Linked DNA regions of Homo sapiens: region 1 is linked to region 2. A link is a loop called in an ENCODE intact Hi-C map of the cell type or tissue named here. Cell type or tissue: HCT116. All regions are shown on one strand. Each heading gives the region's core, and the rest is flanking DNA. Links, peaks and the distances in the headings are about the cores only. Region 1 holds the start of PCSK6-AS1 (PCSK6 antisense RNA 1). Region 2 overlaps TARS3 (threonyl-tRNA synthetase 3).

Region 1 (2,918 bases), core at 193-2,692, 390 kb after region 2:
TTCCATACAGCACCATCCTGCACAGGTTTGTGGCCTGGGAGCCGCAGGCTGTACCCTATAGCCTAGGTGTGGAGTAGGGGTACCATCTAGGTTTGTGTAAGCACACTCTATGGTATTCACAAAACAACAAAATCACCTGCATTTCTCAGGAGGTATCCCCATAGTTAAGCTACACATGACTATAATTGCCAAAGTTTATAAACAACCTAAACGTCCATGAGTAGGGGATTGTTTAAGTAAACAACACTACATCTCTCCTGTGCAGCCATGGAAGGATCATAAGGATACACTGTTAATGGAAAACTCAAGGTGCAGAAAGTGCTAGCAGGTGTGTTACCAAAAAGGATGGGGAAACATATGTTCATATTTGCTTGAATAAGAATAAAATGCTTCAGAAATGATACACAAGAAACGGGGAACCAACATTGCCCATGGGGAGGGAGACTTCGTCATATGCACTTTTATACTTTTGCATTTCTGAGCCATCCTTGTATATTACTTATTCAGAGACAAAAATCAAAACCCCGAGTACTACTGCTTTTTAATGGGGTTTTTTGACCATACAACCACTTTATTCATAGATTTTAAACATTAAACTTTTAAAAAGTTTTAATGTTTATATATGAACAGGTAACATATGTTGTGGTTTTAACAAAAAGTCAAACAGGCTGGGCGCGTGGCTCACACCAGTAAATCCTACACTTTGGGAGGCCAACGTGGGAGGATCGCTTGAGCTCAGGAGTTTGAGACCAGCCTGAGAAACATAGTGAAACTCTATCTCTACCAAAAATACAAAAAGTAGCCGGGCGTGGTGGTGCACACCTGTAGTCCTAGCCACTTGGGATGCTGAGGTGGGAGGATGGCTTGAGCCTGGGAAGTTGGGGCTGCAGTGAGCCATGATCGTACCACTGTACTCCAGCCTAGGCAACAGAGTGAGACCCTGTCTAAATACACACATACACACATACACACACACACACATAAAGTCAAACAGAGAGTGTAATAATAATGAAGTCTCTCTTCCATTCCAGTCCAGCCTCCTCCCATGAGGCTGCCTGTCTGCTGGGTCCCTGGGAATTCTTCCTGCTCTCTTTTTCCACACAGTGCACACCACTGACCCTGAGTGTGGAGCAGCCCCTCTTGTTTGTCCCACCAAAACTATATCTGAAAATAAAAATCCAGTTTTGGTGACCAGGCCTTTTGTGGGTGTTTTTGGAGACATCCTCTATAATTGAAATAAACTTCAACTCAAATGATAGCCTCTAGAGCCCTTGGTCCCTGTCCTACCATCATCACAACCCCAGCCAATCTCAGTGCACCACTTGGTGGTTAAAGTGCTCGGATTCCTTTGTGGTCGGAATGTGGCTGTAACTGGACCCTAAGGAGCTGAGGAGAGTCAGAGGTTCCTCACCAGGCTTGTTTTCTGCACCTGCAGTGGTGAGAACAACTTCCTGTGTCACTGCTGCAGCGGTGAGAACAACTTCCTGTGTCACTGCTGCAGCGGTGAGAACAACTTCCTGTGTCACTGCTGCAGCGGTGAGAACAACTTCCTGTGTCACTGCTGCAGCGGTGAGAACAACTTCCTGTGTCACTGCTGCAGCGGTGAGAACAACTTCCTGTGTCACTGCTGCAGCGGTGAGAACAACTTCCTGTGTCACTGCTGCAGCGGTGAGAACAACTTCCTGTGTCACTGCTGCAGCGGTGAGAACAACTTCCTGTGTCACTGCTGCAGCGGTGAGAACAACTTCCTGTGTCGCTGTCACCACACACGTAGGCTGGGTTAGGAACTGTGTCAGGGAGGGGGAGCTGCTGTGGGGCTTAATGAACCGAGCCCTGTGGAAGACCGTGTGCTAGAAATGCTATGCTGGGGATGCTGTTTCATGTAGGAGGGCCTTGCTTACCTCTTCCGGCCCTGTCCAGGCTAAGGGAGGCTTGGGCAGTACAGAATCTGACTTGGGACAGTGTGCAGGCTCCAGCCTTTTGCAACCTAGTACTTAGCCAGTTGAGGCTGTGGTTAAAATGAAACAGGGCTGCCACATGCCACATTGTGTAAATGGGTCAGTGTCGAATGCCATTTCGAATCGCACCAGTGGGGCCAGTCCCGCCTGTCTTTCACCTGCCCGCCCACCCACCCAGGATGGTGTGGATTACAGCCTATGGGCTTATGGTATGAGGATGAGCAGGAGCTCCTGTTCTGGAATTTAGAAACGCTAAGAGATTTCCAGAATTGGAACAAAAAGTAAAGTTGTACTGGCAGAGGGGCCTGCATTGCAGAAACAGTGCATAGGCAGGTATGTAAAGACAGACAGGCTGCCATTTAGAGCCAGCGGGTGGAGTAGCGAGCATGGGCAGAGGTAAGTGTTGAGAAAACACAGTCAACAGCAAAGAATCAGAGCAGTATTCTTCCTCCCCGAAACCATTCTGATTGCCAAGAAACCCCATGGCAGGAAAGGAAGAGGAAGCAGGGATTTTTCAGCCAACAGAGACATTGAGCCAGCAATGGCCCTGTCCCCAGCTTGGGTCGCAGGAGACAGTCATGAGGGCCCACTGAGGGGGTTCACAGCTGAACATGTGTGTGCATGTGTTTCCTATTGAGCCAATCCAATTAGAAACAAACATTGAAAGGCTGGGGCGTCCGGGAGCCCCGTCAGCATGAGCAGCTGTCCTTGGGCAGGTCACACTGGCCCCTGGCCCCCTCAACTATGTGGGGTGATGACCTTCTAAACAGTAACCCTGCTCTGAATTCTGGGGATGCCGTGGTTAAAAAAAAGAAGAAGAAGAAGCTTAAACCAGTGGCCAGCAGCAGAGTCGGCCTGCAGATAGGCGTTAATTAATTGCATAGATGCTCTTTGACTTACAAATTGCAAGTTGACTTATTTCGATGATATTTTCAACTTATGGTGGATTCATCCCAACAT
Region 2 (2,918 bases), core at 179-2,678:
CAGTGAGCTGATTTCGTGCCCCTGCACTCCAGCCTGGGCGACAAAGCAAGACTCCATCTCAAAACAACAGCAACAACAACAACAAACCAAAAAACAACAACAACAACAAAATCGTAATTCAAACCATGGTAAGCTTGGGACCATCTGTAGAACTGAGAAGGCAGTAAGGGGGTGAGCCTGATTCAGAGCTGAGCAGCTGGAAAACAGTAGGCTGTATATATTAATCTCATTATGTTCTAATAATTTCCAGGTGAAGCATCAACCAATTTTCATAAAAGAAAGATTGAAGCTTTTTGAAATACTGAAGAAAGACCATCAGCTCTTACTTGCCATTTATGGAAAAAAGGGGGATACAAGCAACATCATCACAGTAAGAGTGGCTGATGGGCAAACAGTGCAAGGGGAAGTCTGGAAAACAACGCCTTACCAAGTGGCTGCTGAAATTAGGTAAACCGCAGTGTGGAAAAGATATTCAATCTTAAGTAATTATACTGAAGCCTGGTGAAAATGTTTTCTTAGGGACCGCTAATATATTACTCCATTCTCACGATACTAAAAGGACATGTCTGAGACTGGGTTATTTATAAAGGAAGAAGATTTAATTGACTCACAGTTCCGCAGGGCTGGGGAGGCTTCAGGAAACTTACAGTCGTGGCAGAAGGGGAAGCAAGCATGTCCTTCTTCACATGGCAGCGGCAAGGAGAAGTGCAGAGCAAAGTGGGGGGAAAACCCCTTATAAAACCATCAGATCTCATGAGAATGCACTCACTATCAAAGAACAGCATGGAGGTAACAGCCCCTGTGATTCAGTTACCTCCCACTGGGTCCCTTCCACAAAACGTGGGGATTATGGGAACTAGAGTTCAAGATGAGGTTTGGATGGGCACACAGCCAAACCATATCAGCTAATTTTTTTTTTATTCAGTTGAATAAATTAAATGTATTTAATTTTTTTCCTCTGGCTTCTCCAAGGGCCATGTAAATAAGTAGTTGAATATCAGAACACAATCATTTCCTGTTCTAATAAAAATATATAGGAGAGAAAAAAATCTGTAATTCTTGATAGGCCATTTTACACTGACTTTATTCGTCAATCAAGTAATTTCCATGAGTTTTTACAGGTCTTTTAAGTATAGATTGAAGATAAATGTTTTAGAGCTATTATCAGTCTTGGAAAAGTGCTTTGACTTTTCTAGAAATTAGATACATTAGTGAACTTATATTGTTTTGACTCATGTTAATTCTTAGCATTAAATACAATTGTATAGAAGCTATTGTATAAATACAATTATATAGCTTCTATACAATTGTATTAATGCCATGTAAATAAATGTTCATCATTTAAAAAGCAAACTGTTTCAACAACTGAAATTCTCAGATTTTCTTTGAAAACTATGGCTAAGATTGTATTTCTGATTCATCCTATTATATTGTTAAATGCTCTCCCAGCCTGTTTTCATGTTTTCCAGGAGGAATGATGTGCTAGGAGAAAACAGGTTTTGAGGCAAGAATAAGTTTGTTTTCTCATGGAGAGTCAGGTTGCATGTTAAATGTGTTGGGTCAGTATTTCTCAAAGTGTAGTCCCCAGACCAGCAGCATGGGCATCACCTGGAAACTTGTTAGAAAAGCAAATTTGGGGATCCCACCTCAAACCCCCTGAATTGATCAGCCATCAGTGTTTTTATGAGCTCTCCAGGGGCTTCTAATGCAAGCTAACCGTCTAGAAGTGACCAGTCAAGCCTAGTGGACATCTCTGGTCCATGCAGTTATTTATGGACCCAGCTTCCTCCCATCTTGTTGATCTGCTGTCTCCTAGGTAGGGTTTCTTTGTGTCTAGCGGTGGAAGCTGGGTCCTTGCATGGGCCTGCCTGCAGTCAGGAGGAAGAGAAGCTGCAGAGCAATGATGCTTTGAGGCCAAGACCCCATAGTGGCTGGCTTCAGTTTCCACTTACATCCTCTTAGCTCACATTTAGTCACATGGCTATGCCTAGCTGTAAGAGAGAATTGGAATATAGCTCCCTTGGCCGCCCAGCCACATGTCCAGCTAAAGCATTCATACCATGGAAGAGAGGAATGGTTTATGGAACAACAGAGAGTCTGCCACAGTCTGCCCCTCTGACATCCAGATATCTGTGGGTACTCTTCTTTCAACATCTGACACACTCACTCCCCAAGTGAGACAACTCTTATGTTCCATAGCTCAAAGCCTGGGATTTCTGAGTGATGTACAGAACACCCCCCATCAGGCTGACCACTTGTATTCTAGCAACAAATAAACTGATAGACAAGTCTGCTCACACCACACGTGCATACAGTACACAGAAGACAATCACAAAGTGTGTGCTTGGAAAAAAGAAGGAGGAGAAATATAGCAGGGAGTGGTATAGAGAAGTCATCAGATTCTGCTTGAAGCCACCTTGAGGCCCCACAGCCTGGCAGCAGTTAGTGCTTGTGTCAGCCCACCTGTTCATCCTTTGTTCTCTGGAAGCAGCTGTCTTATCCCATGATCCTCCATGGGCCCTGATTTTGCACTTTGGGAAGTTCGGAGTTGTCCATTACCCTCACTTGTCACATCTGAAGTGCACGAGTTTGTCCTCTTGGGATCTGTGCAGTTTCCACAGCTCAGTTCTGTGGTGCACATTTGGGGCCTGAGGGTTCCCTTAAGGATCACATAGTCACAGATATTTGTGAGCTGAGCTTATGATTTGTTTGGCAATACAATTACCATGATCAGTTAGCCATAGTAGGCTCTGGTCTGTTTGCAGCTAATCCGTTCCACATGAAAGTAATCTCACTTAAAGAATCTTCTAGATAGAGACTTCTCACCCTGTTGTTGCATGGCTTTTTTATTCGGCTCACTCCTGTCTCCTTGTTTAATGGACTGAGATCATATGAAGCAGAGGCTTGTGGGAGGGAGG

What was found. A loop is a pair of places that touch in the nucleus more often than their neighbours do. Peaks named below come from ENCODE experiments on the same cell type or tissue, not always from the same donor. Only the 100,000 strongest peaks of a DNase experiment are listed, where the experiment ranks them.
Region 1: a loop joins it to region 2, with 2.8 times the contacts of the local background. A loop is called at or near these places in 2 of 110 quality-filtered maps.

The regions. Positions count from the first base shown.
Region 1 is chr15:101,333,007-101,335,924 of GRCh38, reverse strand. The region is part of intron 13 of PCSK6 (proprotein convertase subtilisin/kexin type 6); the gene reads left to right. It overlaps PCSK6-AS1 (PCSK6 antisense RNA 1), which reads right to left and starts at 1,488. Exons shown (of 3, transcript NR_132373.1): 1 at 1,412-1,488. RefSeq lists a silencer at 1,711-1,770. In HCT116, for the core only: no CTCF peak of the experiment used is centred there; DNase peaks (open chromatin) are centred at 1,398 and 1,782; H3K4me3 peaks cover 2,490 bases; H3K27ac peaks cover 1,822 bases.
Region 2 is chr15:101,718,655-101,721,572 of GRCh38, reverse strand. TARS3 (threonyl-tRNA synthetase 3) reads left to right here. Exons shown (of 19, transcript NM_152334.3): 3 at 251-447. Among named protein-coding and RNA genes, the nearest start is that of TARS3, 4.4 kb to the left of the region's middle. In HCT116, for the core only: a CTCF peak has its summit at 1,665; no DNase peak of the experiment used is centred there.